Regions from separate parts of the Homo sapiens genome. Here region 1 is linked to region 2. The links are chromatin loops, found by intact Hi-C in ENCODE. Cell type or tissue: chondrocyte. All regions are shown on one strand. Each heading gives the region's core, and the rest is flanking DNA. Links, peaks and the distances in the headings are about the cores only.

Evidence for each region. Peaks named below come from ENCODE experiments on the same cell type or tissue, not always from the same donor. Only the 100,000 strongest peaks of a DNase experiment are listed, where the experiment ranks them.
Region 1: a loop joins it to region 2, with 5 times the contacts of the local background. A loop is called at or near these places in 3 of 110 quality-filtered maps.

The regions. Positions count from the first base shown.
Region 1 is chr16:73,933,824-73,950,535 of GRCh38, forward strand. LOC124903721 (a long non-coding RNA gene) reads left to right here and starts at 7,180. Exons shown (of 2, transcript XR_007065118.1): 1 at 7,180-7,270; 2 at 7,589-7,960. It also overlaps the pseudogene RPSAP56. In chondrocyte, for the core only: no CTCF peak of the experiment used is centred there; no DNase peak of the experiment used is centred there.
Region 2 is chr16:73,883,829-73,900,540 of GRCh38, forward strand. It overlaps a transcript of ZFHX3 not described here. Among named protein-coding and RNA genes, the nearest start is that of PSMD7-DT, 320 kb to the right of the region's middle. In chondrocyte, for the core only: no CTCF peak of the experiment used is centred there; no DNase peak of the experiment used is centred there.

The sequences.
Region 1 (16,712 bases), core at 5,477-13,476, 51 kb after region 2:
TTATTATTATTATTATTATTATTTTGAGACGGAGTCTTGTTTTGTCGCCCAGGCTGGAGTGCACACTGCAACCTCCGTCTCCTGGGTTCAAGTGATTCTCCTGCCTCAGTCTCCCAAGTAACTGGGATTACAGGCACCCGCCACTGCGCCCGGCTGATTTTTGTATTTTTAGTAGAGACGGGGTTTAACCATCTTGGCCAAGCTGGTCTCGAACTCCTGACCTCATGATCCACCCGCCTCGGCCTCCCAAAGTGCTCGGATTACAGGCATGAGCCACTACGCCTGGCCTGTATAAGGAACTTCTAAAAGTATGCCCTTCAGTCAGGCAAGAGAAAGAAATAAAGGGTATTCAAATAGGAAGAAAGTCAAACTATCTTAGTGAGCAAATAACATGATCTGATATCTAGGAAACCCCATTGTCTCAAACCAATAGCTTCTTAGGCTGATAAGCAACTTCAGCAAAATCTCAGGATACAAAAATCAATGTGCGAAAATTGCTAGCATTCCTATACACCAACAACAGGCAAGCCCAGAGCCAAATCATGAATGAACTCCCATTCATAATTGCCACGAAAAGAATAAAATACAGCTAGGAATACAGCTAAGAAAGGAAGTGAAGGACCTCTTCGAGGAGAACTATAAACCACTGATGAAAGAAATCAGAGATGATACAAACAAATGGAAAAACATTCCATGCTCACGGATAGGAAGAATCTGTATCGTAACAATGGTCATACTGCCCTAAGTAATTTATAGATTCAATGCTATTCCCATTAAACTACCATTGACATTCTTCACAGAATGAGAAAAAAACTATTTTAAAATTCATATGGAATAAAAATAATAGCCCATATAGCCAAGACAATCCTAAGAAAAAAGAACAAAGATGGAGGGATCATGCTACCTGACTTCAAACTATACTATAAGGCTACAGTAACCAAAACAGCATGGTACTGGTTACAGACACATAGACCAAGGGAACAGAACAGAGAACTCAGAAATAAGACTACACACCTACAACCATCTGAAATTCAACAAACCTGGCAAAAACAAGCAATGGGGAAAGGATTCCCTATTTAATAAATGGTGCTGAACTGGCTAGCCATAGGCAGAAGATTGAAACTGAACCCCTTCCTTACACCTTATACAAAAATTAACTCAAGATGGATTAAAACCTTAAATGTAAAACCTCAAACTATAAATACCCTAGAAGAAAATCTAGGCAATACCATTCAGGACATAGGCACGGGCAAAGATTTCATGACAAAGACATCAAAAGCAATTGCAACAAAAGCAAAAATTGGCAAATGGGATCTAACTAAACCAAAGAGCTTCCGCACAGCAAAAGAAACTCAGAGAAAACAGACAACCTACAGAATGGGAGAAAATTTTTTCAATCTATCCATCTGACAAAGGTGTAATATCTAGAATCTACAAAGAACTTAAATTTACAAGAAAAAAAACAACACCATTAAAAAGTGGGCAAAGGACATGAACAGACAGTTCTCAAAAGATGACATACATGTGGCTAAACATGTGAAAAAAAAGCTCAAACATCACTGATCATTACAGAAATGCAAATCAAAACCACAATGAGATACCATCTCACGTCGGTCAGGATGGATATTACCAAAAAGTCAAAAAACAACAGATGCTGGCAAGGTCATGGAGAAAAATGAATGCTTTTACACTGTTGGTGACAGTGTAAATTAGTTCAACCATTATAGAAGACAGTGTGGTGATTCCTTGAAAACCTAGAGGCAGAAATACCATTTGACCCAGCAATCCCATTACTGGGTATATACCCAAAGGAACATAAATCATCGTATTACAAAGATACATGCACACATGTTTCCTGCAGCGCTATTCACAATAGCAAAGATATGGAGTCAACCTAAATGCCCATCAATGATAGACTGGATAAAGAAAATGTGATACATATACATCATGGAATGCTATGCAGTCATAACAAGGAGTGTGATCATGTCCTTTGGAGGGACATGGATGGAGCTGGAAGCCATTATCCTCAGCAAACTAATGCAGGAAAAGAAAATCACATACCGCATGTTCTCACTTATAAGTGGAAGCTGAATGACGAAACCACAAGTACATACGTGGTGGGGGAAAAGCACACACTTGGGTCTGTCAAAGGGTTGGGGGGTGGGAGGAGGGAGAGCATCTGAAAGAATAGCTAATGGATGCTGGGCTTAATACCTAGGTGATGGGATGATCTGTGCAGCAAACCACCATGGCACATGTTTACCCATGTAACAAACCTGTACATCCTGCACATGTACCCCTAAACTTTAAATAAAAGCTGGACATTTTTTTAATTTACATTTTTTTAACTTGTATTGAAAAAATGATTGTGATTCTAATTGGGATTGTACTGAATTCATACATCAACTTAAATATTTTTAAGAATCTGTAAAGTACTGATTTTTTAAATCCAAGAACCACACTTCCATTTGTCAATGTCTTTTTTAGTATGTTTCAGTAAAACGTGATAATTCTCCTATCAAAAAAGTATGCCCAGCCGGGTGCAGTGGCTCACGCCTGTAAACCCAGCACTTTGGGAGGCCAAGGCGGGTGGATCACGAGGTCAGGAGATCAAGACCATCCTGGCTAACACGGTGAAACCCCATCTCTACTAAAAATACAAAAAATTAGCCGGGCGTGTTGGCACATGCCTGTAGTCCCAGCTACTCGGGAGGCTGAGGCAGGAGAATTGCTTGAACCTGGGAGGTGGAGGTTGCAGTGAGCTGCGCTCCAGCCCAGGTGACAGAGCGAGACTCCGTTTCAAAAGAAAAAAAAAAAAAAAGTATGCCCTTCAAGAAGAAGGAAAATAACCCCAGAAAGGAGGCTTGAGATACAAAAATAAATGGTAAGCAAATAAAAAGAAACATGAACGTAAATGCAAACAAATAATGTCCATAAAAGTATTCATACCGATGATGATGATGTATAAACTGTGGTACTAACAACAAAAGGTAGAATTAAACTATTTTGACAATGATTGTACATGACTTTTGAGGAACAAGATAAGAGTTGTAAGAACAATGACTTGGAGAGAAGATTAAGATATTATTTAACTACACAAATGGACAGCAACAACAAAGTTCAAACAATCAGAAGATAAGGCAAGGAAGGAAGGTAAAAGGAGAAAGGAAATAGCAAGAGAAATACAAAACAGATGATGATAGAAATATAACCAAGGAAGAAAGGGAGAGTTATCATCTTATGGGTATAGACTTTTGGTCTCATAGGAGGAAGAATTTCTAGAGAATAGTTGCACAACAATGTGAATATACTTAATATTACTGAACTCCACACTTAAATGGTTAAGATGGTAAATTGTATGTTATGCATATGTTTACCAAAATTAATTTTTTAAAAGAATAGGAAACTCTCTTCTGCTAGTATGAATGTTAAGTAGTGCAGCCATCTTAGAAAAAAAAAAAAGTTTGGCATTATCTAGTAAAGTTGGTGTCCAAACTCTATGATGTAGGAGCTCATTTCTACATATGCCTTAGAGAAACCCTTGCGTATGTAACCAAAAGACATGTACATGTAACTGAACTATAACCAAGTATACTTGGTTAAAAAACTGAATCCAAGATGTTAATCATTAACAGTGAGTAGACATTTTTAAAGATATTTGGAAAAAAATCAACATCTAGAGGCTTCCAGCCATGTAGAATGCTTGTTATCAGACTTGTGCTTCCCTCTACTATATACAACTAGGAACTGGGTAGAACATATGAAGCATTGACGTAATGATGGGAAAAAACATATGACCAGCTCAATGTGAAAAAAAATCTGACAAAATGCAACATCCTTTCAAGATAAAAATATTCAATAAACTCTGGATATAAGGAAACTATCTCAATATAATAAAGTTCATGTATGAAAAGCTCATAGCTAACATACTCAGTGATGAAAGACTGAACTTTTTTTCCTCTAAGATCAAGACCAAGATGAGGATGCTCAGTTTTGCCACTTCTACTCAACATATTAATAGAAGTGTTATGTTGTATATTAGAACTCCTAGCCAGAGCAACTGAGCAAGAAAAAAAAATAAAAGGCATCCAAATTGGAAAGGAAAGAAAATTGTCCCTGCTTGCAGACAACATGATCTTATATGTAGAATACCCTAAAGATTACACGTGTGCACACATGCCTACACATACAAACTGTTAGAACTAGTTAACTTCACGTGTGCACATGTGCCTACACATACAAACTGTTAGAACTAGTTAACTTCAAAGTTGCAGGATATAAAATCAACACACAAAAATCAGTTGTGTTTCTATAAACAGTTGAACAATCAGAAAAGGAAATTAAGAAAACAATTTTATATACAGTAGCATCAAAAAGAGCAAAATACTTAGGAATGAATTTAACCAAGGAAGCAGAGGACTTATACACTGAAAACTCAAAGGCACTGCTGAAAGAAATTAAAGACAACACAAATAAATGGAAAGTCATCCCGCGTTCACGGATTGTTAAGACTTAATATTGTTAAAACAATCTACAGGGTCAATATACTTCCTACCAAAATCCCAATGGCGTATTTTTTTCAGAAATACAAAAACCACCTAAAATTTATACTCAGGGTCTCAAAACCCTGAATAGCCAAAACAATCTTTTTTTTTTTTTTTTTTTTTTTTTTTTGAGACGGAGTCTCACTCTGTTGCCAAGCTGGAGTGCAGTCAGCTCACTGCAACCTCTGCTCCCAGGTTCAATCAATTCTTCTGCCACAGCCTCCCAAGCAGCTGGGGCTACAGGCACGTGCCACCGTACCCAGCTAATTTTTGTATTTTTAGTAGAGACAGGGTTTCTCCATGTTGGCCAGGATGGTCTCGATCTCTTGACCTCATGATCTGCCTGCATGGGCCTCCCAAAGTGCTGGGATTACAGGCATAAGCCACCATGCCCGGCCAACCAAAACAATCTTTAAGAAGAAGAGCAACATTGGAGGTTTCACACTTTCTGATTTCAAAACTTGCTAGAGAGCTATGGTTATCAAAACAGTGTGGTCTTGGCATAAAGAGACATATAGACCAATGAGATAGAATAGAATGCTCAGAAATAAACTCTTGCATATACAATCAAATGATTTTTGACAAGGATGCTAAATCCATTCAATGGTGAAAGAATAGTTTTTTCAACAAGTGGTGTTAGAAAAACTAGAAATCCACATGCAAAAAAAATTAAGTTAGAGCATTACTTTACAACATAGACAAAATTCGAAATGAATTATAAGACCTCAAACCATAAAACTCTTAGAAAAAAACAGAAAGGAAAACTTCATAAAATTGGATTGGGCAATGATTAAATATGATACCAAAAGCACAAGCAACGAAAGTCAAGGTAGATAAATTGGATTACATCAAAATATAAAACATCTGTACAAAGGACACAACAGAGTGAAAGACAACCTACCAAATGGGAGAAAATATTTACAAATCACCTATATGTTAAGGGGTTAATATTCAGAATAAAGGACTCTGTAACTCCACAACAACAACAAAACCCACACAACCTGATTTTTAAATGGGCAAAGGAGTTAAATAGACATTTCTCCGAAGAAGACACACAATTATTGAAAAGATGTTCAATATTATTAATCATTAGAAAAATGCAAATCAAAACAACGAGTTATCACCTTACACCCATCAGAATGGCTACCATCAAAAAGAATATGAAAAATTTACAACCCCTGTGCACTGTTAGTGGAAATGTAAAATGGTGAAGCCACTATGGTAGATGGTTATGGCAGTTCCTCAAAAAAATAGAGTTAGCATAGGATCCAGCAACTCCACTTCTGGATATATATCTAAAAGAACTGAAAGTACAATCTGAAAGAGATATTGGTCATCCATGTTCACAGTAGCATTATTTGTAACAGCTAAAAGTGGAAGCACCCAAGTATCAGAAGAACCAAGTCAATGGATGAATGGATAAACAAAACATGGTAGATACATACAATGGAATATTATTCAGCCTTAAAAAAGGAAATTCTTACATATGCTATAACACGAATGAAACCTATAAAACTGTCACGAAAAGACAAATACCATGATTCTACTTATATGAGGTATTTACAGTAATTAAATTAATTGAAGCAAAAAGTAGAATGGCAGTTGCCAGGGGCAGGCAGCAGGAAGAAAGGGAGAGTTATCATCTTATGGGTATAGACTTTTGGTCTCATAGGAGGAAGAAGTTCTAGAGACTAGTTAAACAACAATGTGAATATACTTAATATTACTCAACTCCACACTTAAATGGTTAAGATGGTAAATTGTATGTTATGCATATGTTTACCAAAATTAATTTTTTAAAAGAATAGGAAACTCTCTTCTGCTAGTATGAATGTTAAGTAGTGCAACCATCTTAGGGAAAAAAAAAAAAAGTTTGGCATTATCTAGTAAAGTTGGTGTCCAGACTCTATGATGTAGGAGCTCATTTCTACATGTGCCTTAGAGAAACCCTTGCGTATGTAACCAAAAGACATGTACAGGAGTATTTTGGTATGAATAACAAAAAAATCCAAATGACTATTAACAGTAGAAGGGATAAATTGTGGTCTATTAATAAAATGGAATAACATACAGCAATTAACTTGAGTGAATTATTAGCTGCATGCAGCAACATCAATGAATCTCAAAAATATATTGTTAAAAAATGAAGCACTTTACAGAAGAATACATGCCATGTAATTTTACTTATTTATTTATTTATTTGAGAAACTGATGTTTATTTTCCATCAACCATTTTTCCATGTTGCTTAAGAGCCCATGCAGGGACAGCTTAAGACCATTCAGTGGTTGCTCCTACCCATTCAGTGGCCTGAGCAGTGGGAGCTGCAGACCAGTCTTCCGTGGCAGGGTGAGTGCTCCAGTCTTCAGTAGGGAACTGCTGAATAGGCACAGAGGGCACCTGCACACCTTCAGACCAGTCTGTAACCTCAGGCTGAGTAGCAGTGAACTCAGGAGCTGGAGCAGTCCATTCACCCTGAAATTCCTCCTTGGTCACTGCCTTTTCAGCAGCAGCCTGCTCTTCTTTTTCAATCTCTTCAGGATCTCTGTAGAAGCAGAGCTGAGGCATGACCTCCCAGGGGTGTTCATGGGAAATGGTGTCACGCATGCGCAAAACTTCCCGAGCCGGCATCTACCACATCAAACCCACTGAGTGAGCTCCCTTGTTGTTGCATGGGATGGCAATGTCCACACAGCACAGAGGAGAATCTGTGTTACACAGAGCAATGGTAGGTAGGTTAACATAAGATGCCTCCGTGAGAGGCTGGTGGTCAGCCCTGGGTTCAGTAAGCACAAGAAGCGGTGGCTCCGGGAAGGCTGCCTGGATCTAGTTAGTGAAGGTTCCAGGAGTAAAGCGGTCAGCAATTGGAGTGGCTCCAGTGGCAGCAGCAAACTTCAGCATGGCCCTCTGGCCAGTATTCCAGGAGGATATAACACTGACATCACCAGGGTTTTCAATGGCAACAATGGCACGAGCTGCCAACGGAAGCTTCTCCCAGGTCCTCTTCAGATTTATGATGTAGATGCCATCACTTTTCCTTTTATAGATGTACTGTTCCATCTGGAAGTCAAGTTTGGTGCCACCTAAGTGGGTTCCTGCTGCAAGGAACTGAAGGACATCCTCCTCCTTCATTTGCAGGACATCAGGGGCTCCAGACATTGCGAAAGTTTCCCTTTAAGTTACGACGGGAATCCAGAACAACGCTGTATGGACACCTCTGTAGGTAGTGCGGAAAAGCGTAATTTTATTTATATAAAGTGCAAAAAACCATGCAAAACCAAGTCATACATTGTTTATGGATACATATATGTATTATACAAATTTATATAAAATCAAAGGAAGAATTAGTGAAAGATAATGGCCACCTCCAGGGGACAGGGAAGAGTGTACACACATAAATAAAATGGATACATGGGTATTTGTTGTATTAGTCATATTTAAGTTCCACATATACATAATTTTATATTCTTTTATATGCATGTTTCACAATTTTAAAAAGTGCTCTTTTCATACTTCATAGTGTGTTATAGCTCTAGTACAGCAAGTTATATTCCCGGTGCTGCCAAAAAATTATGAACTTTGAGATTAGACAAGTAATTATTTAAGATACAATCCCTGCTCTAAAAGAGTTCATGGTGAATAACAAACAGATGCCCTCTAACTATAATACAGCATAAGAATTAAAATAGACAAAGAAACTAGCATAGTTACTGATCTTGAATAGCAGATGCACAGTAAATATTTCGGTGATTTATAGACGAAAGGTTCTTGGAGGAGATGTGTTTCATATGGCTTTGAAATGGTGATGGGATTTTCTCGTTGATTTTAATGAAAGCATACATAAATGGCACTTTGTAAGTTTCCTAGAGCCTTGCTATTCTGTTTGTTTGTTTGTTTGTTTGTTTGTTTTGAGATAGAGTTTCACTCTTGTTGCCCAGGCTGGAGTGCAATGGTGCAATCTCGGCGTACCGCAACCTCCGCCTCTCGGGTTCAAGCGATTCTCCTGCCTCAGCCTCCCAAGTAGCTGGGATTATAGGCATGCGCCACCACAACCGGCTAATTTTGTATTTTTAGTGGAGACGGGGTTTCTCCATGTTGGTGAGGCTGGTCTTGACTCTCAACCTCAGGTGATTCGCTCGCCTCAGCCTCCCAAAGTGCTGGGATTACAGGCGCGAGCCACTGCAGCTGGCCAAGACTTGCTATTCTAAATGTGGTCATGGACCGGCTATATTAGCATCATTTGGGAATTTTTTAAAAACGCAGACTCTTGTGCCGCCCCCACAAAACTTACCAAATCAGATTCTGCATTTTCATAAGATACCCAGGTGATCCACATGCACCTTAAATTTGAAAAGTGCTGCTCTATGGTATATTTATGTTATTTTTAAACAGAAATAGCCATCTAAAATGTTTTCTCAAGAATGTCTAAAATGTTCATTTTGCTGCCTTATCTCTGTGATTTCATTACATTTTATTTATATATACATATACGCTTCATATAATGTATAATGTTATTATATATATACATATATACACATATACATTATGGAAATATACTGTACCCAATTTTGACTCCCAGATTCAAACCCTTCCTCCCCACTCTACTTCCATAACCTTGTTTATACTCTGGCTGACCACGAATTTCATTCCTTACTGTTTAAAAGAACACATTCCCTTAATTTTTTTTTTTTTTTGAGACAGAGTTTCGCTCTTGTTGCCCAGGCTGGAGTGCAATGGCGCAATCTTGGCTCACCGCAACCTCTGCCTCCGGGGTTCAAGTGATTCTCCTGCCTCAGCCTCCCAAGTAGCTGGGATTATAGGCATGCGCCACCACACCCGGCTAATTCTGTATTTTTAGTAGAGACGGAGTTTCTCCATGTTGGTCAGGCTGGTCTCGAACTCTCGACCTCAGGTGATCCGCCCACCTCGGCCTCCCAACGTGCTGGGATTACAGGCGTGAGCCACCCCACCCAGCTGCATTCCCTAATTCTACAGAACATAGTCATACATTGCTTACAGATACGAGTATGTTCTGAGGAATTAGTCATTAGGCAATTTTGTCATCGTGTGAACATGTACTTATACAAACCTAGATGGTACAGCCTACTATACACCTAGGCTATATGGTATAGCCTATTGCTCCTATACTATAACCCTGTTGAGTGTGTCACTATACTGAATTCTGTAGGCAACTGTAAAACAATGGTATTTGTTTATCTAAACATAGAAAAGGTAATGCACTACCCTATGACTTTAGGATGGCTAAGACATCACTAGGTAATAGGAATTTTTCAGTTCCGATATAATCTTACAGAACCACCATCACATAGCAGTCTGCTGTTGAAGTAAACATCATGTGGTACACGACTATACACAAGAAGTTGTTGTCTGAGAACTTATTCAGAAGTGACTTGAATATCTCTTCTCTGTAGAGCAATCCATCCATTAATTTTTTTCACTTATTAAATGTGACATGTCACAGACCTAGTCCAAGCTCTGGGAAAGCAACAACGAACAAGACAGACAATGTTCCTGTCCTCGTAGAGCTGGCATTTGGCTGGGGAATGAAATGCAAAAGAAAGTATTATTATATTAATGTTTTATTCAATATGAAGGCAATATTTCAAAACTTAACTTGGCTGAGTTTTCAAAACAGAAAGTTAATAGGTTTGTAGCTTTCTGTCTGACATGAGCTCATAGGATCACAGAACCTTGAAGCCCAAAGGTACCTTAGAGAATATCCAATTCAACAGCTTATTTACACCTGATACTTAGAGATGTTAAAAAGCCAGACTGGGGTCCAAATTTTGTGAAATTACTATAAAGTCCATTTATTTAGATTATTAACTGTATATATTAAAAGTCACGTTCAGCGGCATTTCAAATCATAGCATTAGTAACATTCCAAGAGAATGTGTTTATTTCTTGTTCTTTTCTCTCAAGGAAATCGATTACACTGACTTTGAGTTACTTATATTCACAGCTAGCACCGAACAGATTTAATAAATATAAATTTGGAAACACGACCAAAAGCCAAAGTTTGAAAGAAAAATTAAAGAACACAGAAGGCTCTTTTGAATTGTCAAATCATAAAGAGGAAACATTGTTTTGTTAATTTAAAGTATGGCTCTTTGGCTATATACCCAGTAATGGGATTGCTGGGACAAACAGTGTTTCTAGTTCTAGACCATGGACACAGGGAGGGGAATATCACACACCAGGGCCTGTTGGGGGATAGGGGGAAAGGGGAGGGAGAGCATTAGAACAAATGCATAATGCATGCGGGCTTAAAACCTAGATGGTGGGTTGATAGGTGCATCAAACCACCATGGCACATATATACCTATGTAACAAATCTACACTTTCAGCACATGTATCCCAGAACTTAAAGTAAAATTAAAAAAAAAAAAAATTCAAAAAAGAATACTGTGAGGAAAAATAAATAAATTATAGCTCTTTAAGCTGAGCTGTTTTTCCTTCATTTAAGCACCTCTTTGTTTTTATTGGGAGACTAATGACTACTTGCATAAGAGGATCAGACCTTAATGGGGAGAAAAACAGCCTTGAAATACAAACTAAATAAGATTTCTTGGGTCGCAGGTTAAATTCATCACATGCAAGTTCAAGTTCTGTGGGTAAGATTCATTCAAAAGATTGGATGGTATTTTGACATCATAAATATCTGAATTTCCACCTCATAACCCAAGTCGTTCCCAGCACCTGTCTATTTATCAGTTACTACATAATGCACCCCATTCTTTTCCCTAAAGTGAAATTACTTCAGAGGAACAAAGGAAGAAAATTTACACTAACACAAAAGTTGTGCTCTAGCATTTCTTTTACTCATTCATCACACAAAAAAAGCCACGGTATTCTGATTTTAAGTTTTCCGTTAACAAGAATCTTACATTTTTTATTTTCACATCATGTGAAACATAGAAAATGTTGAAATAATAATAAACCTCCAATCTTCAAAACAAAACGTTTTTCCATCAGTATGCAGAAATTTTGGCTATTATTAGGTTCCCCAGGAACAGTGAACTAACCTATTTTTATGTGGTTTCTGAAAATATTTATTCCCCTGGTTGGGAAGTACTCAACCCTTGCCATTTTTCTTGGGAAGAACCCATTACCTAATAAGGTATTTATCTTTCCCTCGGAGCTGGCTTCCCAAGAAATAAAGAAAACAGGCAGAATGCTTTGAAATGATGGTGGAGCACATTTTTAAGAGGAAAAAGGAAAAAAAAAGAACAGATTCTGAGAACATTAGTCTGAACCCAAAAGAGAGAAACACTTGTAATCAATTTTCTTTTCAATAATGTAATAAATGCCGCCTGCACTTTGTGTGCCTAAAGAGAACCATTCTGAGATAAAGGATGTCTCCCCAACCTTTTATACTGAACCGGTGGTTTCCCAAATTTAATATGCATGAAGAGTGCACGTGAGCCCTCTTAAATCCAAGAGCCAAACCCTGCCTGTGCAATAAATCTCACCACTACTCCACTATTAGACAGGGGATTAAAACTAATCTAGCAATCCCCAAACCAAGCACTGAGTGGATTAAAATGCAAAACGCATGGGAGTAGGAAGATGCTTAATGCTAAATAACAAACATTTCAATCATAGAAATCATTTTTATCTTCTTGTTTATGCTAAGTAGATACTATTAGACTTAATATCTGTATTAACACGAGTGGAGAAAAGAAACAGTATTACCAAGACCCAAGTATTTTAATGCCTTAGAATACCTGGCCCAAAAAACAAAAGCAAACAAAAATGAGCTTAATAAAAGGACTACACTGTGATCTTTAGATTAATTGTCTACTCCTTTAAGGTCAACTCAACGATGCTTGACCTTTTTAATTTTCCTTTAAGCCAATGCAGTACACACTATAAAGGTTGAATCAAGAAAGACAAAACAGTTTCCAGGGTTCCCAGCCTGAAAGTGGAGCAGGCTTTCTCTGAGTAATGCCTATGTAATATTTAAGTCAGCAAATGCCTTAACCATCATCTTCTTTGCCAAATTATCACAGCACAACAATAGGAGAGTCCCCATTGCAGTGAACCCAGAAGAGGCCCTTATGAGGCCTGCACCCCGTAAAGCTGTAGCTGATCGCAAATGTAGGAAAGTGAACACGTGCAGGCTCTCATTAGCACTGTCTATCCAAAGAACACAATACACACACACATCTGGCATCTCCTAACGGCTATGGAACCCATTACACACAAAACCAATGACTTCGCTCCAACTGCAATCCATATAATGCTGGAAGGAAATCCATAAAGTTTTATCTGAATTACTGTTGTACCTTTCAACTCTGTCATCTTCCTCAATTTTCCACTCCTGGGTTCTGTTATACCCTCTCTCAGACATCTGCGTTTCAACTTGAATCCCTTCCCCGGGCCCTTCCCTACCCCCACTTCCCTATAAAATATTCTTCAAGTCTCCCCTCCTGTACCATGCTATGCGATTCCTACCAAGTCAGGCTCAGTCTTTCTTACGTAGAACAATTTCTACAAATGGTTGTAACACTGACATGGAGGTTGGTCCTGGGACGCTTACCTCATCCCCAGCATTTGTTTCCAAACACAAAATCTAGGAGAAAAATTGGACTATTATACATAAGTGCAGTATAAAATGGAAGGTATGCACACAAAGCTTGGACTAGCCTAGGCATTCATAACTTGTTTTCAGTTTTCAAGTATTGGTATTCATTTCATTTCCTCTCAACCAAGTCCTCATGGTTCAGAAAGCTTTACACATTACACAGTAGTAAGAGGAGTTATGAATTAACACTTGGAGTTATAAAATAGGAATAGGAAGATCTCTGATTTCAAGCATTGTGATGCGTAAGTTTCTGCAGTGAAATCGCTAAGTCATCTCATGTTTATAACAACAGAAAAAAGAAGTTGAGATTCAATGTAATGTGACTTCCTCAAAAAAGCAGGTTTTGTCATATATGTATATATATATAATTTTTTGTCATATATATATATAATTTTTTGTCATATATATATATGTATATATATATATGTATATATATATATACGTATATATATATATGTATATATATATATATGTGTATATATATATATATACACATATATATATATATCATTTTTTTTTGAGACTGGATTTCGCTCTTGTTGCCCAGGCTGGAGTGCAACAGCGCAATCTCAGCTCACTGCAACCTCTGCCTCCCAGGTTAAAGCAATTCTCCTGCCTCAGCCTCCCGATCTTTCTTACCTTTTCAAGGGTCATAGAATCACTACATCTTAGGGAAACAATAAAAAAAATAAACTAGGTACTGGGAAATTCTTCAAGCATGGCTCAGTCAAAATGATGTGAACTTTCACTTATGAGGACAGTTTTGTAAAAATATTCCAATGTTTCTAGGTTCTGATAGCATATCTGTCTCATCAGCAAAGACCACCAACGAAGTCCCAGGGATCTTCAGAAATCACCCCAACCCCTCAAGCAAATGGACTTCTCAAAAAGCAGCTGATTTTGTGGAAGGAGTTCCCAAATCCCAATCAGTTGGCCAGGGCTGGTCCATGATGAAACTTTCACCAGCCTTCACCAAGTTAAATTTGTTTAACATGCAGACAAATAATTGTTTATTCTAAGATTATCTCCTCCCTATACTTTCAGTATTCAAATCTCTTTTATGAAGGGATGATTACAATATGTGACGGTTGATTTATTTTCTGTTTGCTTTCTGCGTTTTGTTTTTTCACTGGGACACATCTTTCTTGGAAAAATTTTAATTGGCAACATTTTGAAATTTAATGATCCATGAAGTCCAAATTGCTGGGACTTTGTGGAATAAGAAAAATGTTCTAGGGACGAAGTTTTCATCTTTCTTTCCAAATACTAATCCATCTCACTGGTCTAGTAATCAGATGAGAGGATGAGAAAAAATTGTTGTGTTGGCTTAGTTTTAGCTAACTTGGATTTAATAACCAAGAACGATCACCACGACAGAATAAAGTTTTCTCCTCGAGATCCTGACTGATAGATTACTCAGCTCATGGCGGGATTGATTCTGTGGTAGGAACAGAGAGAACAATAGGAAAAAGGTATGGAATCTGGGTACATAAATCCCCACACACAACAATCTTGAAAATGTAGGCCTGTCATTGCTGATTAGAAAGTTCCCCATCTTCTTGTTTCCACCTTCCTTATTGTTGCTTTGAGAAGCTGGAAGATTACTTACCTTCTTGAGGTTGGAGCTGTCTGGCTCCCAAAGGTTTGTAGAATTTCTCCACGTTCCCATCTGCCTGCTGTGAATTTCACTGCACATCCACTGCTGCTCACCCATGGATCTAGAAAATATTCACTAGAAACTCAAATGCCCATTTCTCATCTTTATGTGATTTTCGTGGGTATGTGTATGTGTGTGTGATCTTACGATGCTGTTTATAAGAAGATATCATTCGTCACTTAGAAGGCAAGTAGTATTTTATTTTCAGGATCCTCCGAAAAGCTGGGAAAATCTCATCTCCATTATTTTTAGGCACTGTCACTGTCTCTCAAGACATAGGTTTTAATATGGTATCGTACCAAAAATGATGGCAGTGTAGCAATTTTGGGCCAATGTATGGGCATCCTTTATCATTGCCTAGTGCAGCAAGTCATTTGAAGTGAGGGCATTCAATACCTACAGGCATTCCTAGTTGAAATTCCAATTAGAAAGGAAAATAAAGGACAATTGTACAGCCTGTTAAAAGTTGGACGATTCCAAATAATACGGAGAGAAAGAATGTCTGATGGCTTTTTGGATCTCTTGAGTATTCCAGATGATACTCTACTTGCAATACGTTTTAAACCCCTAGGAAAGACCATTTCTATGACCATTGAAGATGCAGGTAAAAAATCATCCAAAGAAAAAGACATTATACAAAATTGGTCTTAACAAATACTTATTGGCCACCCTCACCATGCCAAAAATGAAATCCCGGTATCAATCAGGATGATCAGAAAGGACCTCTGGAATATGCGGCTCTTTGACTTGGTTTTTAATCAGATGTCCCCAGAACTCGGAGCTCATGAATCACAGAACTGAAAATGATCCTCAGCCATCACAGAATTCATTCGCCTCCCTCTGAGAGGAGCAGTTCAGAAAGCATTGAAATCAAACCACCTGGCCTTTTCTTTTCAAATGCCCTGAGAATGTGCCACAACTCTGCTTTCATCCCGTATCCCAGTGTTTCACTGCTCTTGCTGACAGAAGAGAATTCTCCCCGCGAGTGGATGTCTAACCTAAATCCTTCATGCTGCAATGTACGTCCATTCCCTTTGTTCAAAATGACTGTTTCTTCTCACACCTGCTCCCCATTAGGTGACTATTACATACTTCTGGGTAATCATTCTAGATGAGCGAAAGGCATAAACTACTGCAGCTGAGGGTAGTAGCATATTTTTCCATGCAGATGTGTGAGTCATCATCAAATTGTGAAATCTTTGTGAGTAGGAGCACATGGGAAAGATTGCCTTTTGCCAGCTCTTCTCCGATTACATGTTATAAGGAAATAGACAACAGAAGTGCAGTTAGAAACAGAGTAACATTGGACCTACAAACACAAACACACACACACAATTTATGGGCTTTAGTTGGAATGAAACAAGAATTTATAAGCTGGTATGTGCCTTCTGTTCTAAGCACTGCTGAGTTTCTGATGCTTGGATACCATTTCTTATGCCTCTGCTATCTAAAGCAGGCTATCATTATGGGTGCGTGAAACCAGTCTAACTTGCTAATTCTGCTAAAACTCAAACCTGTCACTCTGGTTGTTTTATGCCATATAGTCAGAACAACCAGTAAATGGTATGCTTCATAGGTTAACTGTTCTGAAACAATTTAGATATAGCCTCACGGAGAAAACAACATGGTTCTGCTTCCTGAGGCTATGGGGAAGTACTGTTATCTAATACATTGCTCACTAATGCACTGTGTGCCTAGATGATCCACATCTTAGAAACTCCCAATATGGGTCACAGATTGGCAGCATCAGTACCACCATGGAGCATGTTAGAAATAGAGTCGCAGGCAGGCCGGGCGTGGTGGCTCATGCCTGTAATCCCAGCGCTTTGGGAGGCTGAGGTGGGCGGTCATGAGGTCAGGAGATTGAGACCATCCTGGCGAACACAGTGAAACCCCGCCTCTACT
Region 2 (16,712 bases), core at 4,363-12,362:
CTGCCAAGGTCTCCATAAGTGAGTAGGACACAAAATATAGGAAAAGAGAAGGGGAGAAACTTGGAGAAAGCTACAATTTTGATCAGAAGGAGAAGTTACTTTGGAAATTTCAAGGATTATTTGAGATTCTTATCTAAATCAAGTTCCCTTCTTTTTCTTATAATTGAACAAGTGTTAAACTGTACCAGGCTGTCACAGCTGTCCCAATACGTGAACCACACATAGAGTAACAGCTTTCGTTACACATTTTTGTGAAGTAGTTTCCAGCACACTGTGATCAGAGCTTGCATATTTTTATACTACTCGCATATTGAAAATAAACCCAACATTTTAGATTATTTTTCTCATTGTGTATCAGGCCTGTATGGTTTCTGGAAGACAAAGGGGCAATTATGATTTTGTACCTACTGATCTGAATACAACACCTTGTTTTATTTTTGTATATTATGCTCAGTGTTTTGGTTAAAAAAAAAATTGGTTATGTGGGCCAATAAAGAAGTCCTGAAAAACTGTAGCTTAACCAAATTATTATCCATGGACTAAATGCTAATGCAATTTTTTCCACTTTCAGGATATCTTTAAGACAACATATCAAATACCCAAATCTTACAGGAGTGTGGAGGCCATGCCATATGACTTGGTTGGAGCTGTTAACAAAAGAAACATGGAAAAATCATGCAGTTTAGACTTTTAATTAAATTGTTTGTTTTGGATTCAAAAGCACTTTGTTCATTCAGCCCTGAGTACCAGTGGTGTTTCCAACCACAGATGACTATTCCCGAAATGACCACGGTTGACAGCTTCAGTGGTGGCTTTCAGAGTCTTTATTCGCAAAACACAGACATTCCGAAATGCCTTTATTTAAACTGTAATAAATAGACTATGCTTCAGAAACACTCTACAAAGAATAAGAATCTTTCTGCCTAAGTAAAAATGACCCTGTTTATCTGAATAGTTTTTGAATTAAATATCCACATGCTATTGTTTCAGAAACAATAAAAGTAATGATAGTCATCTATTGTTTATTGTCCTCTTCCCAGAATTAGAACTTAATTAGCTGCAAATGCCTTATCTTTTCCAAATCAGCATAATACACATTACCTAAATGTTGCCTCCTGTTGTTCAAGCCCTCTAACTTGGTAGATTCAAAATTAGCCAGTTATAGCAATGCTTTTCGCTTTAAATTTTAATAATAAACAGAGACATCCCCTTTCTTTCCCCCCACCCAGACCCTCCCTCTTTTCTGAAAACTGAAGTCTGCTGCTGAAAGGATTGAAAATCTGGAAAGAGTTTGGGGTGGACTGGCCAACCCCCTTTCATTTCCTTCAGATGTTTACAATCTAGCACCTTTCTGAAGACAAAGATGGGAAAAAAACCTATTTTTCCCTTTGACTGAAGGGTGAGACAGGGGGGTATTAAAAACTGATCAATGTAATTTTTTTCTCAGAAGTATTTGCACATCTGTGAAATAATGTAATTTATTTTTAAAAAACTTTTTATATGACATTCATGATTATAGCCCGATCTGGAGAATTATTCAAATATAAAATTAAATGTTCAAAAACTAGCTGCGCTGTGGATGGCTGAGCTTATCCCAGCTGTGCATTATACTTATATAATTCTATTAGAAGTATCAAAATGAGCCTTTCTAGATCTCACTGAATCTCTGAAAAGGGGAAGTGGTGTTTTCTAAGAAAGTGTGATGATCTACTTCTTTTTGTTTGTTTCATTTTTCCGTGGATCAGCCTCCAGGGGTCTAAAGATGCTCCCACCAAACTGTTCAAAAACAGTAACAAAAAAAGGTGATGGGAGAAGGGCTACTGAATAATAATAAAAGCATTCCGTAAAGTAGATTGTATTTTATTATCACAGGGTTTGGGAAAATCTGTGACTTAAAAGGAGGTTACAAACCTTAAAAGTAAATTCTGCTGTTTCAGTGAAATTGCTGGAGATATAATATGAGCCATCTGTAATTTCCCCTTCACTGCCCTGTTAAACACTGCAAGTCACTTTCACTCCCAGACCCTGATGCACCCACGCCCATCAAAAAGCAGTAAGTACCCCCCTGACTGAGGGAAATTTGCCCTCCAAATGTACAGTTTATAAACAAACTTTCCCTGACCAAATGTTAGAGCGAAGTTTTCCTTTCCATCCATATGCCTGTATACTGTCACCTCTGAATACATCTGCCTATAGGGAGGAATTCAATGTAATATTCATCAAATTCAAATTAATCCTGAACCTTACACAATCCATTCAAGGTAACAAATCGTCAATGACTTTTAAAATAATTGGAGCCCAGAAAATAAAAGACTATTAAATCTGTTTGAAGTTACAGATTGAAACCTACACCTCAAATTCTGTTACTTCCTTTTTTAAAAAATAAAATGCATTTCTAAAGCATTTACTATAAATTAAATATTTAAAAATAAACCAGAATTCGTTTATGGATTAATATTATCAAATTTTAAGAGGGAAAAAAAAACACCATTCCCATTATTTGAGGACACAAATTAACAGTCAGATAACCTCAAAAAAGCTTACATTTGAAAGAAAGGGATCTGCAGTTACCGTTTTTAAACACAGGAGCAAAATAAGGGCGAAGATATTTCTGCTGCCTAAGACAGACGGACTTTAATAACACTTAACAGAATGACGCACATAATAATCTCAGAAAGCACTTCTTATGCCTCATCCATCATGCCGAGGAGAAAATGAAGCCTTCGACAGCATTAGGAATTATTCTAGATCTTGTCAGTAATTCGCAGCTCCTCTGTAGTATCACAACACAAATGTGCGTGTGAGCGACACTGACCATTAATCTAGAGAGTTTTTTCGCCTCACAACAGCGTGAGGAGAATGTATCAATTGTTTTGTGGAGAAATGGCACATGCAAAGCCACACAAAATAAAACAAGGAAAATCAGGGAGATGTATGGGGAGATAAACAAACAGTGTATTAAGAAATAAACATGTTTTCTATCACTGTGAAAGAAATCAACACAGTATCCTTAGCAACTGGGTTAGGTGAATTGGGAACTATAAATGTCCTAGCTGAAGGACCAGTCTGTCACTGATTAAAAGTTTCTATAAAGTTGCAACATACTGTCCACATCCTTAAGTAATAAGCCCTTAGGTGATGAGAAAATGAAGGGTTTCCGCTGCTCTCTGGAAGAGGAATGCAAAAAGATCCACCTTCTGCCTTCAGTCAAAAATCCATATGGTCACCTGAGTTGTTTGTTTCACTCACTGTAAAGTTCTCCTTTCAAAAAATTGGGATTGGGCGATGGTAAGGATTAATAAAATTGGGAGATGCTAGGATTAATATATGCTAAGGATTATAAAATAAATTAACAAAATATCACCTTATTCACAGAGATCTCTAGCTGTGACAGCGTGTTGGCGGCAAAGCAAATTTGAACTCCCAGGCCTCGAGATAAAACAAACGAGAGATTTTGGCAGGATCTTCCTCAAAATGAACTCTAGTCTTAATAGTATGGTGACCATTCTAAAATGGCCTGTGCTCCAAAGAAAAAGGTTTATAAATATTTGCAAAACAAACTCTTAAAACATTCCTCTGAGTCTACTCCAAATCGATTTCTATACATGTTCTATAAAGATGAAAGCTAACTGGATGTCTGGTTTATGATAGATTAAAATGGTTTAACTTCCAAAATGATGTACTCCACACAGATGTGTTTCTGTGAAGTTCTGTGAACTACACCACGGCAACAACAAAAAAAAGCAGGCTCTTGTCAGATGGAATGAAGTGAATGCTTCTTTAGAGTAGATGAATTGGATTTGGGGCCAGGAAGAAACCAAAAAATTTAAAAAAAATACACAGGTGAGAAAAGGTAAACACAAACTAATAAATAGTAATAATAATTTTAAAGTTTTCTAAAGTAACACACACACTTTTTTTTGTTAATAAAGTATGTTGGGTAACTTAAAACAGCCCAAAATCACTTAGAAATTCGTGTTCAATGCACCCAGAGTTCTATCTCATTTTCAACACTTAAAATCTGAATTTTTTTTAAAAAAACAAACTTTTCCACCTCTTTGGAATGATGAGCAAATTTCAAGAGAAGATATAAGTGCTAAGTCCTCATCTTAGGTTGGACTATTTGACCCACTCCCAGCTGGGAGGAACGGTTTATTATTCACAAGTAACAAACTCAGCAGCAAGATAAAAACAGCTCCCAGGAAGTGGATGCAACGGGGCCCCTCCTTTCCATCTGCATCAGCCCACCTCCGTCTTCCTCTCCCTACCGCAAGCTATAAAGCTCAAATGTCTCTAGGAGCATCACCGAGGCCTGGCAATGGACAGGTATTTGTACTGAATAATGCTCACGTCAGGAATGAGTAAAACTAGGTTAGAAGTTGAGGTTTTCACAAAATAATGAAGAAGAAATGTCATGCTAGCAGCGGTAACGGCATAAATTGTGCTCATTCATTCATTATCCTTTTTCCCTCCCCTTCCCCCCACGGAAACATAATTTTTATTTTTCAGATCTACATGCTTGCGAGGGAATACGGCTTTTGCCATAGTTGTTGCTCTCTCGAAGCCCAAGATGAGAGACAAAGATGATTTGTAAAGATTAAAAAAATAGTAATAATAATAAAGATGGGTGTGGCAACACATTTCTTCTAGATTTCAATTCAAGGAGAAAAGGTAAATAGGATTTCCCAAACAAAATTACCTGGAGCTTTAACTTTTACTTTATCTAATTGAACTACAGAGAAAATATCAGCTAAAAATGTCACCTGCTCCACAGTAAATACACTGCTCCTAGTTCAGGAACTGGAGGAGGGAAAAGAAAAATGTTTACATTTCAATTGTTCAGATGCCGATTCTGAAAACGATAACAAAAGAATACTCAAGAAGATACTTCTGTGGGCAGCTTTCCGGGTGGATGTCTGGGCTGGCGGCTGTGATGTGGGGGCTAAGTGTAAGCAGAAACAATTCAGAGAGGCTGGGGTCCACCTTGGAGGTCTAGTTAAGGTGCAGACAGATTTCAGGCTAAAAAAAAACCGGGAAGGATCCCTGTTCCCCCAACGCCCGCCCCCTACCACCCCCCCAAAAAATCCTGTAAACCTCTGCTGTCTGGTAGCAAGCCCGCATACTCTCCAGTGCTGAGATAAAGACCCAATCTGCTCATCAAACACCTCCAGGCTCCACCATCTAATAGAAACAAATTGGCAATGACTGCCCAAGCTAGTAACACAGGCCCACTGATTTGTAGATTGATACGGATGCCTAATGATCCCCTTGGGCAGATCAATAGTAACAATCCTCATCCCTGCCTTTCTTCTTTATTGGCATAGAAGACTAAGGCAAGGAGAAAGCCGGTCTTAGAAGAGGCCACAGTGCTACCTGGGGACAGATGGGAATAAGGACACAGGTGCGGCTGTGCAGGAAGGAAGCTGCGCCAGACCCGCGCTCCAGAACTTTCCACTGACTGTCTCGATTCATTCCATGTTTTTGGCAGGCAAAGGGTGTAAGAATGGGACACGATATGCTTTTCTATTAATAGTATCCGTGCACAGTGTTCAGTGAGACCCAGGCTAGAGTCAGCACAGCTGCCTTCATCTGGGAAGGGGAAGAGAAGTGATGCAAGCCCCAGTGCATCTCCCAGAGAATGAACTTGGTGGACAGAAAATGCCAACGATGTGATGACAGAGAATGGAAAAAGGCGAACAAACATGGGAAGTTGCATCTTAGGAAAACTTAGGGTGAAGTACCTATGATCAAAGAGGGGCAATAATGAACCGCATTGTTTTAAGTATCATCCAAAGGAGGCAAGTGGATTCATGCGCTGTTGTTTGAACATGCTTAAAACACCCACTGCCTACCGGACCCCAGTGTATGGGTTAATTCTCACACACAGGAGCTATTCTCTGTGCCCTCACCCTTCTCCTGAGTGCAGGTTTTCTTGAAGTTGACAGCGGCTCACCCTTCTACTGACTCTTCTCCTTTCTGTAGGCCAATCCCATCCCCGCCCCCAGAGCCAGGGCTTATTTTCCATTTGTGTATTATTCTTGTGAATAAAATTATCCAATTAGGAAATCCATTTAAAGTCCTTAACAATAACAGGGAAAAACTAATGGAGTTGCTTTGGATTTTCTTTTTCAATAAATTAATGTTAGTGATGTTCTGTGGATTCTTAAGTGCTCATTTATATCATCAGGGTTATTGCACACATAACAATTAGTCCTAAATTTCTATACTGATTTGTCTATACTCTAGGAAGTCCATTCTCCCAAAGAAGTAGTAGACAAGACTCGGAGAAAACTTACTGGCAGGCAGAGCGAATTTGACTTCTAAAATAAATAAATCTATGACATCTAAAAACCTTTGTACTTCGTTGTTAAATTTTTTCTTCTTGTAATTGTAAGAGTGTAAAAAAAAAACCAAAAAAAAAAAAAACAACAAAAAAAAACCTCTCCCTTCTTCCCCTTTTACAACGACTCTGTGCACATTTGCAGGTGTTGCATACAAAATAGCCAAAAGGGGTAGGGGGCAGCGAATGTTCCATTTTTACTCCTGCATTCAGACCTGCAACTAGCCGCCTGAGAATTTGCTTTGTTCAGCAATCATTCTCGTTTGGTTTTGTTATTAAAGGGAGATAACACTGAATGTCAGAGATGAAATTGCATTTTCTTTATTGTCAACGGTTGAAACCTTTGCCACCCAACCGATCTAGTGAAAGATTCGGTTTTTTAATTTTTTGTCATAATAAAAATATTTTTAATCTGGTCCCTTCTTTTTCTCTTTTGCATACTCAAACACAGAACTGAAGCTACAATGAAAAGCCTTGGTATCCCAGCCCACTGCGTAATATCACAAATTAGTCATCTTCTCTTTCCTGTACGTTACATCGTCCTATTTAAATAAAAGCAAACGTGGAGCCGTGTTAAATTTTGACAGTAAAGGGTTTGCACTGATGGACCAAATAATCACGTGCGCTAGGGCTCCGGCACTGACCACTTAAAATTCAAATTTCACACTAACGATAAGTGTAATCATCGCAATCAGCATCACCACCACCACCATCACCATCATCACAATAAAGAGATGCATTCTGTGAGCTGGTGACATCAATCAACTGTGTGGTGCAGATCAGAAGAGGCGCTCCCCTCTCCCTCTCTCACTCCGTCTGTCTTGCTGGCTTCCCCCTACCCCACCTCGCCGCTCCCCCCCTCCACCTCACCCCCGCTCAGAGAAGTGATCACATTTAATTCATTGCATCATTATGTCATCTCCATACTAATCTCTGCCCTCACACCTCTGCCACTTTGACATGCAAATGAGCTAGAAAAAAGCCACACATTAATATAAAAAAGTCACAGCAATCATGTCATGATTTCCTGCCTCCCAGCCCCACAGCATTCCCTCCAATCCCCACCTCTCCCCCCAGCTCTCTTTCCAGCACGCTGTGCTGGTGATCACAAGAAACAACAGCAATCTGTTGAAGATCAGACGCTAAGACAGGGAGGTGGGGAGAAAGATACACACATACACGTGTCAGCAACGCGGCCCAGGCAGTCCTATTTGCATATTCACATGAGTTCCGTTCTCAGATTGCTTAAGCAGGGAAGAAGTTAGGTAGCTCCCCCACCCTCCTACCCTCCCCGATCCATAAAGAAAACAGCTACTGAGAAGGAAGGAGAGGGAGAGAGAGGGGGAGAGAGGACATATGAATGTAAAGGGAAAGAGAGAGAATATGAAAAGGGAGGGGGCATGGAGAGAGAGAAAGACACACGCAGAAAGAGACAGAAGGAAGAAAAGAGAAGAAAAGAAAAGCTGTCCACATCTACCTTACCTCAGCTAGCTTGCTTTCTGTTGCTCTTAAAAGGAATTCCCTGTGGTTCCTTTAGAATTTTTGAGAACCATCCTTCAGGGTTTTTAGTTCTCTCTCTCTCTCTCTCTCTCTCTCTCTCTCTCTCTTCCTCCTCCTCTTTCTGTGTTGTGACTGGGTTTATAAAAAAAATAAAAAAGACAACTCCATGTTAAGCTAGCAGTCAAGGAAGCATCATGAAGTCCAGGGCTACAGGGGGAGGGAAGAAAGGAGGAGGGTCACAGCTTAATGCTTTACAAAGGAGAACCTGGAGACTCTGTTTTAAAACATCCCTCTCACATACAATGACTGACAAAGACAAAAATATATGTACTTATATGTATACACAGAGACATATGTATGTTTTCACCAGTAAGCCAGATGTCAAAAATGTTCAGATTGTGGTGCAAGCAAATGTAGAAAAATTATGAGTCCTTCTGAAAACCCCATTGCGGATCCACTTTGCTGCTCCCTGGTTGCAGAGGGGGCCAGGCAGCGAGCTAGGGGCTTTATTTGCTGAATCACATTTGTGGCAATACCTGGGTAATAAGGGACTGACTCGAGATGGGGTTCCAGCTACTGCAATGAATTTCCCAGCTTTGATCAGTTTTCACCAGTACTTTCGTGGTATTGAAAATGTGTGAACATGTCCACAAATTTTCTGGCTTTTTTTTTCTTGCAACAACTTAAAAAAAAAAAGGAAGAAAAAGAAAAATTGCAATTAAATATATATATATATGCAAGCTGATGTCACAAATAATAGCTCTTTCTACATATTCCTTACGAAGTACAGCTGGTATGGATTTAAAACATAGAATGATTGGTGCAAAATACACCTTATTTTCTAGTGGCCTACTGTATAATATTATCCTAATTGACTTTATTAGCTCCGGTGAAATGTTACTGTCCCTCCAAGGAACCTGCCTTCGAAGACAAGCAAGATGCGGCAACACTGATGAACAGCAGCTGATTCAAAGAAATTAAGTGATGGTCTGTTAAGTGAAAGGAATAAAAACATTTTCCAACTACAATGAATGGCATGGAGTTTAATTCCATTTCTCAACCTGTTCATTTCAACTAGCAAAGACACAAAGACATCTGATGGCCTAAGAAACTTTAACAGGAATATAATTCTAAAACCTGGCCAGAGGGATACATTTACAAATTGGTTTTGAATCCTAAACTTGAATAGTAGGAAGCATGTTTCACTGTAAAAGAGGGAAGAAAAACATTTTTATGGTGAAGTCATAAGCTCCTTAATATTTATGTAAGTAGACATTAAATAACTAATATGGGCATTATAAAAAGCACAGTAATTGTAAGAGGAATGTGAAAACAGGAATTACAGCATCTATATGTACCCTGCACAAAGACCTAAATGTGGTTCATTATTTAAATCACAGCACATATCACATATGAGAGAACACTGTAATATATCTACAATTGACCTTGCAGGGAAAGGAAGAAAGGAAGGAAGGAGTTAAAAAGACGTTCGCCTTTACACCAATAAATAAAGAACTTGGGGGTCAGTTGCTGAGGGTGGGTTAAGGAAATGCCAAAATAAAAATTGTTTCTTTATTTGAAACAGAACTCTTGGCAGACACACATTAGAAAAATTAATTTCTCTGTGTCTCTCAGAGAAACTATGAGAAGAGAAATGTTTTGTATTCATGACCTGAATTCTGAGAGGAGGGAAAAAGGTAATTTTAAGAATCTGACCCTAGTGCATGAGTTATAGCTCAGTACCCAAAATTGATGAAAACTATCTATGACAAGACTCATCAATGAGTCCCTGAAATAAAGAGAAAGAGAAAATAACCAAAACATTAGACCCAGGAACATTATATTTCAATATTATCATAAGAATTAAATGTAATTCTTGAAGCGACTAGTCCCTGGGGTCACATATTAGGCCTTTTCCCACTACCCCACCCCTGCCTTATTTTTTTTTTTTTAATAGAGGTCATCCAGGCTGAAAAGAAAAACCCAAATGAAAAGCATCTTCAGTGTGCTTATAACATGAGCTGCAAGGGGTCAGCCAGCGTCTTGTATGGCCTCATAAAAAATACATAACCAGACAGCCTAATAGTATTTCTTTGCATTCGTTTTTGGATGGAGAATGGGGGTTGGGGGCTGGGGAGGAGAAAGGGTTGATGTTGGTAGCTATGATGGGAAACAAACAAACAAAAAAAAAACACAAAGACAGCAGAAAAAAATATATGTTTAAAAAGGGGATAGTTAGATCATCTTTTTCTTTTATGAAAACATATTAAGCACAATTCTAAACAGCGATTGATTTACACTATTCTATTGATTTACACAATTCAAAAATGTGATCAATCTCAATTTTTTAAGACAGGAAAAGGTATATCTACGGGTATCTCTCTGCCCTCCTATTTCTCTCGGCTAATCATGTGAACTGGAAGCTTAGCAATGCTGGGCCTCTCCCAGTTCATGTTTTTAGCAATGTAAACACTCACTCAAATACAGATGTATAAATGACACTTATTTTGGATGATTTCTGAAACTGAAAAAAATAATAATAAAAAAGGGGAAATATTGCTAGGGCTTCTGCTTCCACTCAACACAGAGGATGCAGAGAGACATATTACAGAGGGAGAAGATGGAGCAGCTAGGGAAAGAGAGAGAGAATGGGGAGAGAGAGGGAGAGAGGAGGAGAGACAGAATAACACAATTGGACAACAAATAAAAATAAATAGCTCTAAATGCTGGGGAGATGCAAGAAGCACTAAATATATTCCTTCCCCTCCCCCTCACTTCTTTGCTCCCAAATATAGCCCAGAGATGAGTGACCCTGCTGGGAAAGATGGAGGCAGAGAGGTGACCCCGCGCTAACCAGCCTGTTAGAACTAATAAGGTGTTCTCCTAAGCCACTCCACTGACATTAGGGCAGTACCGAGATCACTCTCTTTGTTACTGCCTACCTCAGCTTGAAATTTACTACCCCATTACCTTATTAAAGAGACAGCTCTCATTCTCTAGATTTGGTGAAGATAAATAACTGCATTATTTTTATTTAAATGTTATGCTTGTACTCAGTAGTTCAGATATTAAAAACCTACGATTTACAACACAGTCACGTGAATAATCTGCCGTGGGTGACTCCCACTGAGACAGAAGAAGAAAGGCAAGAAAAGCCTGAATTTATTTCTCTATTCTCTTTCCTCTCCCCACTCTCCTTACTCCATCTGGGGGTCAAAGAATAGGAAATATTCTTCAGAGTTGCTGAAGCTGGGTAGTAAGTTCAGCATGGCACTGTGTTACTGTAGGTGGGGCATCATCTGTAACTTTTTCATGAATAAGACTCTGTAACCGAGTTTCCCACTAGAACTTTATGGTTCTTGGCCGGGTGCGGTGGCTCATACCTATAATCCCAGCACTTTGGGAGGCCGAGGTGGGCGGATCATGAGGTCAGGAGTTCGAGACCAGCCTGGCCAACATGACAAATCTCCATCTGTACTAAAAATACAAAAATTATCTGGGCGTGGTGGCTCACACCTGTAGTCCCGACTACTCAGGAGACTGAGGCACGAGAATCACTTGAACCTGGGAGGTGGAGGTTGCAGTGAGCCGAGATTGCACCACTGCACTCCAGCCTGGGCAACAGAGTAAGACACCATCTTAAAAAAAAAAAAAAAAAAAAAAAAAAAAAAGAACTTTATGGCCCTTAATCATGCAAAGGAGTGTAAACTTTTAGGGGTTTTACATATTGTTTAAGGATGTGTTTTAGTCTTCCCATAATAATTTAGTTTGCTTGAGGAGCTTGATATTAGCAGGTCCTAAAGGGATGGAAGACAGGAGATACCCTCAGCCATCCAGTCCCCCAAAAGCATCCCTGAGATGCTTGCCTCATGACATAGCCCAAGAGCACACAGGCTTACATATGCTGAATGAACAGTCAACGATCAATCAATTGAAGACACCCAGAGATCCTTTCTTTATAGCAATCATGACCAAAGCAACTTTAGAAATGGACACATATCTTGGCTGGGTGCGGTGGCTCATGCCTGTAATCCCAGCACTTTGGGAGGCCGAGCGGGCAGATCACGAAGTCAAGAAATTGAGACCATCCTGGCCAACATGGTGAAACCTTGTTTTTACTAAAAACACAAAAATTAGCTGGGCATGGCGGCGCACGCCAGTAGTCCTAGCTACCCAGGAGGCTGAGGCAGGAGAATCACTTGAACTTGGGAGGCGGAGGTTGCAGTGAGCCGAGATCACGCCATTGCACTCAAGCCTGGCGACAGAGTCTCAAAAAAAAAAAAAAAAAGGACACATATCTTGAATGAATTCTACCTGACTGACCTACAGAGACCATATCCTACCAAAGACTCTGTTTAATCCTGTCTAAATTTATACTACTGGTTTAAACAAACTATTCTGTAGTGTTTTAGAGAAATCGTGTCTACTTAGCAAAAACTCCAAGTTCTTTCATTATTTTGTAAACTTATTCAGGCAATGACTTGCCTCCAATAAATGGTGTACTAGTTCAGGTTCAATACCCTTTGTTACCAAGTGATTTCCATGGAATAGGTATTTGCTGTGATTGGACTTAAACATAAATAATTACCATTAGAATATTAGTATATCATAAAGGAAGGCACATGAAGAATCAACATCTCAAGAGACACCTAAGAAATAAATGGACAGGCTTCCCTCTGCTGAATAACAGCTTTCAAACACAATGTATGTTGTTGAGTGAATTAATTTATGAGTTACTAGTTAAAAAGCAGAACCAGGACTACTCTGCTTGCTTTGTGCAGGGCATAGTACCACTATATAATCACACACAGGCAGGGGCCAAGATGCAAGGCGGTACTGTCAAAATATACAAATGGTGCTCTTAGGGGAAGTCTGAGCTGTGGTCTGGCTCAACCATTAAGCTACTATGTGAACTTGTGAATATCATTTAACGTCTCTTGGCTCTATTTTCCTTGAACATAAAATGAATAAAATGTGGAACTCTTGTCAATAACATGGTTCTACTTCTTTGTAAGATAAATAAATGAAATAATATTGAAATACTCTTTCCTTTTAAAATGGAAGCGCTCAAGAGCCTCCCAGCCTACGTGGTATGAGCATGAGGTCAGTGGTGAGGAGAGGTGTGTGCCCTGAAAGGTCCATCAGCCCCATGGGTCCTCAACCATTATTGGGTCATGAGTTATCTTATTCCTCGTCATGTGCAATGCAGTACATAATCGTTATGGAACTTTGTTTAATACCAGAAGCCGAAAAATAAAGTAGGGAGCGTATTGAAATGAATGGCCAGGCACAGTGGCTCAGGGAGGTCAAGGCAGGAGGATGGCTTGAGCCTGGGAGTTTGAGACCAGCCTGGGCAAATAGCAAGTCTCTGTCTCTACAAAATAAAATAAAAATAGCCAGGCATACTAGCACTCGTGCCTGTAGTCCTAGCTACTCAGGAGGCTCAGGCGGGAGGATCATTTGAGTCCAGGAGTTTGAGGCTGCAGTGAGCAATGATCATACCACTGCACTCCAGGCTGTGCAACAGACTAAGACCTTGCCTATAAAAAAAAGAAAAGAAAAAAGAAATGAAGCTTCATGAGGAGATTAAAATAGTAAGAATTGTGCCAAATTGCTTCCAGATGTTCACAGGAGACATCTATCTGATCAAAATTCTTATATATCAACATACGACTCTATTACTTGAAAAACTTTAAAACGAACTATATGTATGTATACATATGTATATATACACATACAACCCACAAAATTGTATTTAATTTGGCTTTCACTAACATTTTCCGTCAATACTATTTCTTTAGAGAAGGGAAACCCCACACCGCCCTGATCGCATTGTTTAAAGCACAAATACAAAATTTTTTTAAATAAATTAATTTTATAGCATAATATCTGAGAATTTCAGATATCACATCATGAAAGCAATTTTTGCCTTTTTATACTAACCCACATTTCAATTCCAAAATGACATATGAAAATAATGTCACATTCTTTTTTTTTAAACAATTCATACTTTTTCCCTTTATAATGTCTTTTAGGTAAATTTTTAAAGTATTTTCATTAACTTAAAAAAGGCAATATTTGTTTACAAATGCTATCATTAATGACTGTCCTAAAAGCAAATTATAATACAATTCTTAATAATGTACTAATCCAAGATAAAATAGTTTTCACTTAAAATTACCGTTTCATACCATACAAAAATGATGAACTGATTTTTAAAATTCCTAAGAGGGTTGACAAGATTATAAATTACTATGAAAATGGTCTATGGGTCAAAAAAGGTTGGGAAATGCTGATCTCTGAGGTCTACTTTAGCTCTAAAATTCTATATTTTAAATGAGACACCTCTGACTTTTCTAAATTAGTAGAAAGTAAACTTGCAGAGACTGCTAAATTCCCCATCTCTCACACTAGATACTTCCAATTCACCTGAATATAGCATATCAAGCCTAAAAATTTAAACAGATGAAAATCTGGAAATGGGAAAAATAGATAAATGCATTTAAAATGTGAACTTATCCACTGTGTCTTACATTTCCACATTGTCTATTTGCTGGGTTAGTAATTTACTTTCTCCAACAGGCCATTTGAGCCTCAACCATTGGGAGACAGTAGCCTACACACACTGTTATATACTGGTAACCAACTAGATTTAAAATGTGCCTCAATTTCTAACCAAAATTTTCAGTAATATCACTCAAGTCACCAAGAATATACTTTCAAAGAATCAAGCCAGTGACAGAATAAAGAAAAGCAACAAGACCTCAAGACATCCACATCTCTGGACTTACGGATCCGAGGAGAAGGGGTAAGGTTGCAGCCTTATTAACAGGGGTCACCTAGTTCTTTATGTGATAGTTTGGATCTTAAATTAATATCTATCAAGGATGTAGGTTCCCAAAAAGTGGATTATAATTGGTCCTGGACTTTAGAGGGGTAGCAACATTTTTCTGTAAAGAGTCAGACAGTGAATGTTTTAGGGTTTGCAAGCCATACAGTCTTCCTCACAACTATTCAACCACTCTCATAATGAAACAGCAGCCATAGAATATACATAATCCATGGAGCATGGCTGTGTTCTCATAAAACTTTCTTCACAAAAAAAAGTGGTAGGCAGGACTAAGCCTGCAGTTTGCTGATCCAAATCTATAATAACTTTTCTAATAACGCAATTGAAGGATGGAATAATGGGTGGAGCTGTACAATAGAAATGAAAGAATTAGAGAATCTTAATGATTCCAAACACATAAATTTTAAATTTTTCTCTGATTCAGATTTGTGGCCTGTATATAGTATGATATCAAGGTGTATGTACTTCAGTTTCACCCTTTCAAAGTGCAGTAAACTCACAACTAACTCCCTGAAGAGGCAGATCAGGTAATATTTGTTCCATTTTATAGATATAAGAATTGAGGCTCAGAGACAATGACTTCTCGAAGATGTCTGATATCATAACTGGCAGAGCTAGCTCTGTCCTAGGGTTCTTAGGCAGTTTCGTTTGCCCCTTCAAATAAAATTACTATTTAAACACACATACACGCAGAGTTTGTTTTCAAGATGAACCAATGCCATAGAGTAAAAATTTACTAATAGAATTAAGGTATTTTTGAGAAGCTTAGAAAACAACTAAATTAGCAATAAAATGACCTAAGTTATAAAGTATCAATTCTGGCCAGGAACGGTGGCTGATGCCTGTAATCCCAGCATTTTGGGAGGGCAAGGCAGGCGGATCACCTGAGGTCAGGAGTTCGAGACCAGCCTGGCCAACACGGTGAAACCCCATCTCTACTAAAAATAGAAAAATTAGCCAGTTGTGGTGGTGGGCACCTGTAATCCCAGCTACTTGGGAGATTGAGGCAGGAGAATCGCTTCAACCCAGAAGCCAGAGGTTGCAGTAAGCCAAGATCATGCCATTCACTCCAGCCTAGGCAACAGAGTGAGACTCCGTCTCAGAAAAACACAGAATACCAATTGACATATTTGGTTAGGGTCTTGCCTTTGAAGTTTCTTTTGCTGAGCTAGATAATTTGCAGTTATCTCAGTTCTTAAATGTTTGGGAATCACTACCCTTTGTAACAAAGATGGCTAGATGTCTATGGTTCAGGTTTGTTGTTGTTTTTTGTTTGTTTGTTTGTTTTTTAAATCAACTCTATATACAGTCAGAATAGCAGATATATCCATTTTGCAGTGAAACTTCCTTCTATTTAAGTTTTCTTTATCCCTGCCTTTCAGTGCATTCCTTCAAAAACATATTCACGTGCTACACTCAAGTTTCACAAATTTGAAAAATCCAAACCCAAAATAGTCATGCCAGGTTTACCATGATATTCATGTGGAATTCTTTACACTATAAAAACAAAATTTCTTTTGGGGAGTAATACTTATCAGTCAAGAGCCATTTTCACAGAATATGATGTCGGTTCTTAAGTCATGTAACAAATCGAGGTTTTGATTTGACATCATGAAAATGACAGTGTGGTAGATTAACACGTTCCTCTCATAGTTTGCATCTAATGAGAAAAAAGCAAACGCCGACTGGATACATAATGATAGGGCCTTGCCAAATGACTTTTTAGGACATTGCAGGTTTCATAGAAGGTGGAATGGAGGAAAATAATGGGAACACTCCAACCTCACACGGCATGTACTAGTTCAGAGAAGCTAAATTCCAAAGTACCCTTACCGTAACAGTCCCACTGTAATATTCCCGTTTCAAATTAATCCTGAGACTCCCATACTTATCCATAAGAATTTATGACAATTCATTTTCAATAAATGTGGAAGATAATAGCAAGGAAGTTTTCATTAAAGCACATTTTTAAATTTTTCAATACTGTATTCTGAGTTGCATTATTAAATTGATCAGCTCAAA